Linked DNA regions of Homo sapiens: region 2 is linked to region 1. Evidence: chromatin loops called from intact Hi-C (ENCODE). Cell type or tissue: chondrocyte. All regions are shown on one strand.

Region 1 (5,000 bases):
GTGGAACGCTGACTATAACCTCTGTGTAATAAGCGCTTACAAATGAACATGTTGTTAAAGAGGTATCAGAAAAAAAAAAAAGCACTGGAGTTAGTATGATTGCTTCTGTGGCAGGCCCTAGTACATTTTAATCTTTTTCTCTAGGCATTTTTTAAAGTAACCAGAAACCTGAAATAAAGCTTTGATCCACAGAAGATCCTTTCTTGGCAGTAACTGTTAGGGGTGGGAGGAGGCTAACTTAAAAAAAAATTTTTTTATTCAACATATTTTTTATGAAGATCAAAGTAATGATGTGTGTGCTGTCTGTGTTTTAATAGTCCAGGAGGGTGATTAAAAACAAGTGAAGTTTCTTCCCCATCCTTGCCCATCTCAGTCCCTGGTTTAAGAGCTATTGTCCCTGTAGTACCCATTTTTATGCTATCATATCCCCTGCATACAAACTGTCATGTACACAGGGGCTATTTTTTGTTTTTATAAAGAAAAATGAGGCCAGGCACGTTGGCTCATGCCTCCAATCACAGCAATATGGGAGGCTGAGGCAGGTGGATCAATTGAGCCCAGGAGTTCGAGACCAGCCTGGGCAACCAAGCAAAACCTCATCTCTTAAAAAAAAAAATACAAAAATTAGCTGGACATGATAGCACGCACCTGTAGTCCCAACTACTTGGAAGGCTGAGGTGGCAGGATTGCCTAAGCCTGGGAGATCAAGGCTGCAGTGAGTCATGATCGCACCACTGCACAGCAGCCTGGGCGACAGGAGTGAGACCTTTTCTCAAAAAAGAAAACTGTGACCTTAACTCTACATATTATCTTGTATTCTGTTTTTTCCTCACTCAGTAATATTTTTATGGTTGTCCTCCCATGCCCTTAGTGATAGATTTAAATGGTCTTCTTGGTTTATTTCTTTCCAACGCAGGATTCTTTCTGAACTACCTTTTTTCGGGAATGGATGATGATGGTATGGAATCCAGATTCAATCCCAGTGTGTTCTTTCTAGATTTCTTGGTGGTGCCGCCCTCAAGGTAATACCCTTTAATTAACTTATTTCACCTGAAAAAAAGCGTACTAAGGAACTGAAATGTGACCTCTAGGAGAGGTGAAAGGGCCAAGGGCACTGAGAGACAAAGCTGCAGTTCCGCTCCAGGTGCAGGTGGTGGGAGGGCTTGCTTTCCTTCCCGTTTGTTGTGAACGCAATAGGAATGTTGGTTGTTTTTGTTTGTTTGTTTTGAAGTGGAGTCTTGCACTGTCTCCCAGGCTGGAGTGCAGTGGCATGACCTTGACTTACTGCAACCTCTGCCTCCTGGGTTCAAGTGATTCTCCTACCTCAGCCTCCTGAGTAGCTGGGATTACAGGCACGCACCACCACACCCAAATAATTTTTGTATTTTACATAGAGATGGGGTTTCACCATGTTGGCCAGGCTGGTCTCGAACTCCTGACCTCCAGTGATCCACCTGCCATGGCTTCCCAAAGTACTGGGATTACAGGCTTAAGCCACCACACCCAGCCGGAATGTTGGTTAGGAAGGTTGGTTGTTTTGAGCATGGTGGGGTGTGCTCCCTACAGTAGGCATGGGTGAGAGGCTGAAGAACATGACCCTTTCCTCACACTAAACATTCATTTATTCCGTATGTCCCCCTGCAGGTATCGCCCAGTCAGTCGCCTAGGAGACCAGATGTTTACTAATGGCCAGACGGTGAACTTGCAGGCTGTCATGAAGGATGTAGTTCTGATTCGAAAACTTCTGGCATTGATGGCCCAAGAACAGAAGTTGCCAGAGGAAGTGGCCACACCCACTACAGATGAGGTCAGGGCTGCTCTGTTGCTGATGTGATGAGCACACATGCTTAGTGCTAACTCTGTGAGCTGTGGATGTAGACACTGGGTCTGGGAGATGCTTCCTGGGATGTTCTGTGCAGCTGGCAGCAGCCTTAGTGTGAGCTCTGGGCTTAGGGGGCACCTAGGAACATTAGGGGGACACACATGGGTCTGAGCATGGAAAGGTGTGGGTTCTGGTCTAGCTTCTACACCGAACGACCATGCCAGGTGACCCTAGTTGAGTCACTTCCTTATACTAGTGTCTGCTATAAAGTGCATGTGATTTGTGGTGAGATTTCACACCTAGGCTGTTCCGGGCTACCAGCTCTCGCAGCTCTAGAAAGAATAGCCTACTTCCCTCAGGCTTTAAGAGTGTCCCTTTTGGGTCACAGTACTAGAGCTCATGTTGCCAGCTCTATTTTGGACACGTTAATGTCTCCAGCATTGGGGTCAGGAAGGCAGTATTGCAGAGTGGAAATTCCTCTCAGAATAGGACAGTTTCAACTAACATTTCCTGAGCCCCATCTGTGTGCCGGGTTAATTAGTAGGTGTTCAGTGGGTACAAAGGTGAATTGGGCACCCAGGAAGCTTGCTGAGGTCATCAAGATCCTTCCCAGCTCTAAAGTACTCTCTGGATGCAAATAGGCAGCCTTGGGTAGACAGTCCGGGTTCTCAGACTCCAGCCGCTGCGACAGTCCCGCTGTCTGCCAGGCCCATCACAAGGTGGCGCCACTGTCTCTTGGACACTTATGGTGCAGGTTACACTTGGGGCTTTCTGTGGTTTTGCTTGTTTCCTGATCGGCCCGCATTGGTGTGCTTTTAAAAACTCCTTAGTGTAAAAGACATCAGCCATGTGCATGCCTTAGTGCAGTTTCCAAGAAAAGACCATGGGATAACTGTACCCAGTGACCAGGGTTGATGTCCCTTAAAAATCGGGCAGCCTGGCCAGGCATGATAGCTCAAGCCTGTAATCCCAGCACTTTGGGAGGCTGAGGCAGGAGGTTCACTTGAGCCCAGGAGTTTTAGACCAGGTGGGCAACATGGCGAAACCCTGTCTCTACCAAAAATACAAAAAATAGCTGGGCATGGTGGTTCATGCCTATGGTGCCAGCTACTCAGGGGGCTGAGGTGGGAGGATCACTGGAGCCAGGGAAGTCGAGGCTGCAGAGAGCTGTGATCGCACCACTGCCCTCCAGCCTGGGTAACAGAGTTAGACCCCATCTCAATAATTAAAAAAAAAAGAAAAATTGGTCGTCCCCTTTGTCAAACAAATGCTTCGCCTCTGAGGGGCAAATAGCATCCTCTGATTCCTATGTCCCACTGCCCTCTTTCCTTGTGATTGACAGGATGTGTTTTTTCTCCCCCCTTACTCTCTGTGTTCCATCCTCATGGCAGCCCTTGCCAGTCACCGTCTAGGCATTGGGGATACTCCAGTGAGACAAGTTCTCACTCATTTCACAATCACTGGTCTTGAGCCAGGTAATGCCATGAGCAGTGAGTTGGGCTAACAGGGCCCGGTCATCATGCAGGTGATCGTATCTCCCTCTGGGACTCCAGCCAGAAGGGGACCCTGAGTGTTTTATGTAGAATACATCTATTTTCCCTAGAGCTAAAGAAGATTCCTGTGTTCCTCAGGTTTGATGACAAGCCCACTTCATCACTACTGGGTTTTCATAACATTCTCGTTTACTGAATCTTCACCCACCCTCACCCTCCCACCTCAAGACACTGACAGGTTTCTTCTCTTATCTGCCCACACTGGAAGACGTGGGACCATCTGTCTCCTTGTGTCATACCCAGTCGATTGGGCCAGTAGGTGGCCAGACAGTATCAATAGGTGGTGCTCTAAGCCAGCTGAAGGCTTCTGTGTATTTCTGTCCCCTGGGTAGGGAGTGGGAGAGAGGAGGAGACAGGGCTAGGGGCAAAAATATTAAAAAAGGATTGGTTAAATATTCCAATGAGACTTGGCAATCAGCCACTAACTTGATATAGCTCAGCTGGAGACCCACATCTTAGTTGATGACATAGAATATCGTATGGCAAACCTAGTTCCTTTTAAGAAATTGTTCCACCTGCATGTTTGTAATTGGTTTGGATCAAGTTTTTCAAAGCCATAAATAAAACTGAAACTGCATGTGAGAATTGGTTATCTGGCAAGATAACAGAACTTCATAAGAAATGTACTGATGTGGGAAGGACTTCTTAGTTTTCTTTAGGAATTGCATATTAAGGGATTTCAGCAAAAATGCCTTAAGAAAGAAGCATGCTTATAAATTTTGAGTTCATCTTACTACTAGAAAGAGACAGGCTGGTAAATATATAATAGTGCTGATATGTCTTATTGACATGTACTTACAAGATTGATTTATTAGCATGTTTGTCTCTGATCTGTCAGGTTCAGAGGAGATAAACTCCAGAGTGCATAGTTGTCAGATCCAGGGTAAGAAAGAAAAATTAAATCAAGCCAGGCCTTTTGGAGCTTTTTTCCATCATCCCTGTTTTCTTGGTTTCATCTTCCAGGAAAAAGACTCTTTGATTGCTATTGACCGATCCTTTTTGAGTACACTTCCAGGCCAGTCCCTCATAGACAAACTTTACAACATTTGGATTCGCCTTCAGAGCCACGTCAATATTGTGTTTGATAGCGAGATGGACAAACTAATGATGGACAAGTACCCAGGCATTAGGCAGGTGAGCAAAAAACTGGATTCCCATTGCTAGCTACAGAAGATAAATAATAAACATTGTGTATTGAAACAAGAAACTAATAAGCCTACTGGAATTCTTGTTGAATGTTTTTTATGACCTTTTTTCTCCATAAAGATCCTGGAGAAGAAAGAAGGCCTGTTCCGAAAACACATGATGGGAAAGCGAGTGGACTACGCTGCGCGCTCAGTCATCTGCCCAGACATGTACATCAACACCAACGAAATTGGAATTCCCATGGTGTGTGTGTGTGTGTGTGTGTGTGTGTGTGTGTGTGTGTGTGTGTGCGCGCGCGCGTGCAGGGCTCATTTGCTCCCCGTGGGTGGCAGATGAGAATGCCGCAGAGGACTGGGGACAGGATGTGCAGCAGATTATTCTGGCTTGGGCGGAACTAGCTTCTGCCTCTTCCTGGACAGCCCACAAGGAGGTGACTGGAAGCTGCATGATGGCATTGCTGTCACTCCTTGCTAGGCTTA
Region 2 (5,000 bases), 340 kb after region 1:
GGCTGCCTGGGGAAAATCCATTCTGTCTGGTTCACTGAGTTTCGTGCGTGACTCAGAACAACACAGATAACTTCTGAGGACTCCTGGAAGTGGGCGGACCTTCACTTTGGGGTGGCAAAGAACTTGACATGTGATGGGGGTGTGTGGGGGAGTGTGAGGGTGGCGTGGGTCATTGGTAAGGGGGGTAGGCTGCAGGAGAGGGCTGACCTGATATGAACCCTGGGGGGACTGCCAAGGGGCCCAGCCACTACCTCCTGGGAACAAGGAAACAAGGTAGTTTATCTCTCTGGCTTCGGAGCGTTTGTCACACTGCCCCCTGGAAGTCTACCCTGGCATCTTAGGTCCCCAACATTCCCCATCTTGAATTCAACAATCCTCTTTTGAGTGGGGCAGGGAAAACAAGCCCTTCCACAAGGAACTCGGCTAAGTGAAAAGTGGCCCTCAGCGGTGGTGGACAGAGCCCAGGCTTTGGACAAGGATGGTCCCGAATTGACCCTTGGCTCACCACCTACAAGCTGGGAGTTTGGCTGAGTTCCTTGATCTCACCGGGCCTCAGTTTCCTTGTTTGCAAAGCTAGGATAGAAAGATTACTGGCCCTCATAGGGTTGTTGTGAGGATTAAAGGGAGATTATCAATGTAAAGGGCTGAGCACAGGGCTTGGCAGATGGCAGCTAATAACTGCACCTTGAACGTCTCTCCTCTCCTCTCAGTGCAGTACCATACATGCTTCAGGGCTCTGATCCTACCACACCTCCTTCAGGAAGCCTTCCCTGGACACACTCAGCCCAGAGGAACACACTCCGCTCTTGGGAACTTCCAGGCTCACCTGCCAGTGTTCTATACTGAAAGCCTTGTTTCTCCAAAGAACCCACAGATCACTGGGGGCTGATGTGGTTTGCAGCCCTCCTTGCTCCTGCAGGCTCCCAGCTCAGAGCTGAACACACAGCACATGCTGAATAACATGGCTGCTCAAGCTCCTGGCACCCTCTCCCCGCCCCAGCCCACCTTATTCCCCCAGATCCCCTGATTTTCCAACCCCCTGTCTCATTTGTTCCTAATGCTTCTGTCTCCATGTCTCCAGAGCTCTGTTTGCATGAGGGAAAAAACTCTACATACACACACACACACACACACACACACACACACACACACACACACAGCCCAGAAAGCATCCAGTTGCTCCCGGGCTGGCTGCCAGCGATTGAGTGACCTGCAGCTTCCTCCCCAAATCACATTCCACTGGCACGGATCTTGCCCCGCCTGACGCCAGCCTCCGAACTCGCCCCCAGAGCAAACATTTCCAGTTGGCAGCTCGGCCTTGTTTTTCTGAGGCCCTGATTCGGGCTCCCTTGTAGAAAACAGAAAACAAAATGCATTGGACCAAAAATGAAATGAAATAAATTTTAAAAGGATGGAGGGCTGGGGGAAGGCATTTGCTCCAAGTCACATGGAAAAATAGAAGCTTCAGGGTGTACAAATAGCGTTTAAGAAGCAAACACACATGCTCACCATCCCCCCATCCTGCTGGCTTTGAGGCTGTGATCAATTCATTCAGGCTGCTGCCTCCCGCTAAAAGACTTACTCTGTTCTCATTCACAGCTGCGAGGGGAGGACCCGGGAGAAGGGTGGTGGGAGACCACAGATCTGAAAGGGGAGGGTGATCGGGGTTACAGGACTGTTGTTTGTTCCAAAGGGGAAATTAGAGGAAGAAAAATAAACATGGCCAGCCACATTTTAACCCCAGTGCGCGAGGAGTCCGGGGATGGACAGGGTATGTGTGTGCGTGTGCTGGCGTGTGCACATGCCTGTGGGCGCCGCCGTGTTTGCCTTCTCAAAATAAGAGCTGCTCAGTGGAAAGATGTCATAACCCAGGCTCAGGCGGCAGGGGGACGGGCCAGCCAGGGGGGGCAAGGCTGGCGCCCAGGCCTGCCCATGGGGTCAGGCAAAGGCCGGGTGTCAGAACAGGGGAGCTGTGAGTCAAGGGCCAGGCGTTTGATGCCGAAGGTCAGCCCCCAGCTGGGGCTCAGTCCATGGGGAAGAGGTGGTCCGAGGAGCATTGCTAAGAAAGGATGAGCTCATGGGATGTGGGGCTCATCTCAGCAAAGGAGGGTTGTGATGTGGGGAGGGAGGCCCCAGGGGAAGTCCATGGAGGTGGAAGGGACTAGGTGAGGTGGCAGGGTGAGGAGGAGGACAGAGAGGTGGTTAGCTGACCCCAGAGTGAGGGCAGTTGGCCACCAATCTGGCTGGGTCACAGAGCTGAGGAGCAGGGCTGCAAAGCACCTCCTGCCCAGGAACAAGGATGCTGGGAGGTGGCATGGGAAAGGAGACAGGGATCCCAGGACTGAGAGAGCATGCGGGACCTGGGCTGAGATGTAGGGTCCTTGGCCCAGGAGAGTCCCAGACGTGTTGTCAAGCATCAGGCCAGGAGTGAGTGGGCAGTCACATGAGAAGCCAGGCAGGTCCGTCAGCTTGGGAAGCCGTGAGACAGGACGAGAGCAGGCAGCTCAGAGCTGGCACCAGGACCTGTGTGGCTGGGTCGCTTCTCTATGGTGCCAGCTTCTCCATACAGGGAAGAGCCTGGCACCTTTAAGGGAGCTGGCAGTACCGAAGAGATCCCAGAGAGAGGGCCTGATGGAGTCTGCAGTGGCTGTCGGTGCTCAGCTTGATGGTCAGGGGCTCTGGAGCAGGAAGGTACACAGTCCAAGAAGGAAGATCCAGTGTCCCCCAGAGGGCGATGGCAGGACCGCCTGTGTCCTAATCACCTGGAGTATGTAATAAAATGTACCTTTCTTCCATTCTTTCTACCTGCTGGATCAGAACCCATGTGATTGGGCCACTGAGGAGCTGAACTTTAGATGGCCAGCCATGGGATTCTCCTGCACATTCAGGTTGAAGAATCCCTGCCCGAGCTGATGTTGCCAAATCCTTTGACCTTCCTGGCTCCTCTTCTCTGGCTGTAGCACTATCTATCCAGACCCTAGGAACCACAGGACTTTCCACTTTCCCTTTACCACGATCTTCAAGGACAGTAGTCAACAAACCTTTCCCAAGGGTATTTTGACTTTGATTCCGAAACTTTGTAAACCCAAAGAAATGAGTCTCTAATGGTGGAAATTCAGGCCTGGAGAAAGCCAGTAAAAGAATCTTGGAGAGAACATGGGGTGCCTTCCAACTAACCCTCAAATTCGCTGTGTATCTGGGAGGCCCCAAAGACAGTTTTTAAAAAAACGTGTTTCCTTAATTGATCAGTTCTCAGAATAGTGACTTGGTTCTTTTTTGTTGTCATTTTGAATTCTTGGATTTTACAATATTTGATGTGTTTCAGCTCATTGCAGGATTTTTGTATGTTTGTTTTGGTTTGTTTTGGGATGCACAAATAATCCCATTTTATCCAGTGGGAGCTCCTTCAAGTTGGCACCTGAGTCCTTTTGACATGCCCCTCGTGGTGTTTGGTCACTTTCTCGCTTTCTGGTTCAGGATGTTCTGGGCTCATCTTGTGTATTTGTTGCCCCAGACCTGGAAACAGGCAATTCTCCAAGAAGCCTTGGTTCCCTTCAGTGAGAAAAGATACTTAGAGACCACAGTTTGGGCACTATACGTGCTCAACCAGAGACAGCTTCTTTTCTTTTTGTTTCTCAATCTTCTCGAATAACTTGAGTCTGGGCCAAGTGCATCTGAAGGACACCACACTCTGCCCCATTAAGTGTGTTTCTCCTGGATCCCAGGTTGTCTCTTCCTTGGAGGTAAGCTCTGCCCACCTGAAGCGGCCTCCTTCCTTTTACTTCCCTCCCCAGAGATTAACCTCAGTCTCCAGGGCTGGTCCATCAGCCCCAAAAGCCCACCATCTCTCTTGGGTGTGTACTGGAATATGAGGTGCACCGAGAGAGTTGCTTACCTCTCTATGCCGTAGCTTCTTCATCTGCAAAGTGAGGTTTTAAGGATTTTATTTTATTTTTCTTCTTTTAGAGTTAGGGTATCATTCTGTCACCCAGGCTCTAGTACAGTGCCACAATCACAGCTCACTGCAACCTCCAACTAGTGAGCTCAAGTGGTCCTCCCACTGCAGCCTCCCAAGTAGCTGGGACTACAGGTGCACACCACCACGCCTGGCTAATATTTTAATTTTTTTTAGAGATGGGGGTCTTGCTATATTGCCCAGGCTGGTCTCAAACTCCTGGTCTCAAGCGATCCTCCTACCTCTGCATTCCAAAGTGCTGGGATTACAAGCATGAGCCACTGCACCCAGCCAAAAGTATTTTAAATGAGATAATTCAAAGTTCTTAGCACAGTGCTTAGCAAATAGTGAGCACTAGAATACCATATAGATTTGTATTATTAACAGTGTCTGCCAGGGGAACCTACAAGGTCTTTATGTGTACAAGTAGAATTTCTGGCAGTCTTCTCTGATATTCCCCAGTAAAAGGGTTTGTAGATCCTCCCACCTTGCTGCAAAACAAAGACACAAAGGAATTTGTGCCGCATTAGACCGTTTGAAGGAGGGAGCCCCCAGTTGGGAAAGGAGCATTCAAAAGAAGGAAGAAGTCTAGGGAGGGATGTCTTAAGCTGCAAGAAATACACAAATGTACGTGGAGGATGGTGGGCACTGTGAAGCATGTGTGGGGTAAGAGGAACATTGTGTAAGTATAAACCAGGATCACAGGATGGCAGGGCCACATGAAATTTTAGCCTGTGGGATCTGAGGCAGCTCTAGGGACCAGCTCCCTACTCTGTGGCAGTCAATAAAGCTGGTCACAGATATTCCTGTTTCTCCTCTTTCCACACAGACAGTAGCATTGCACGACTCTTCCATCTTTAAAATTAGGCACAGCCATGAGATTTGCTTTAGTCAATGAATTGTAAGCAGAAGGGGCATGTGTCACTCTAGACAGAAGCCTTAAGGGCCAGTGTACAATTGGCTAAACTTCCTTCACCTGCCTCTGCAACTGTGGAAGCACGCATCAGCCTCTATCAGCCTACGTTCCCATGTGACTATGGTGCAC

Evidence for each region. A loop is a pair of places that touch in the nucleus more often than their neighbours do. Peaks named below come from ENCODE experiments on the same cell type or tissue, not always from the same donor. Only the 100,000 strongest peaks of a DNase experiment are listed, where the experiment ranks them.
Region 2: it touches region 1 in a loop (2.6-fold over the local background); 18 of 110 quality-filtered maps call a loop at or near these places.

What each region holds. Positions count from the first base shown.
Region 1 is chr2:86,077,623-86,082,622 of GRCh38, reverse strand. POLR1A (RNA polymerase I subunit A) reads left to right here. Exons shown (of 34, transcript NM_015425.6): 8 at 917-1,022; 9 at 1,645-1,807; 10 at 4,339-4,509; 11 at 4,642-4,764. Among named protein-coding and RNA genes, the nearest start is that of POLR1A, 26 kb to the left of the region's middle. In chondrocyte, CTCF peaks have their summits at 2,334, 2,540 (motif pointing right), 3,453, 3,663 (motif pointing right) and 1 weaker place; a DNase peak (open chromatin) is centred at 2,521.
Region 2 is chr2:85,738,880-85,743,879 of GRCh38, reverse strand. No RefSeq gene overlaps it. Among named protein-coding and RNA genes, the nearest start is that of ATOH8, 13 kb to the left of the region's middle. In chondrocyte, a CTCF peak has its summit at 1,938; no DNase peak of the experiment used is centred here.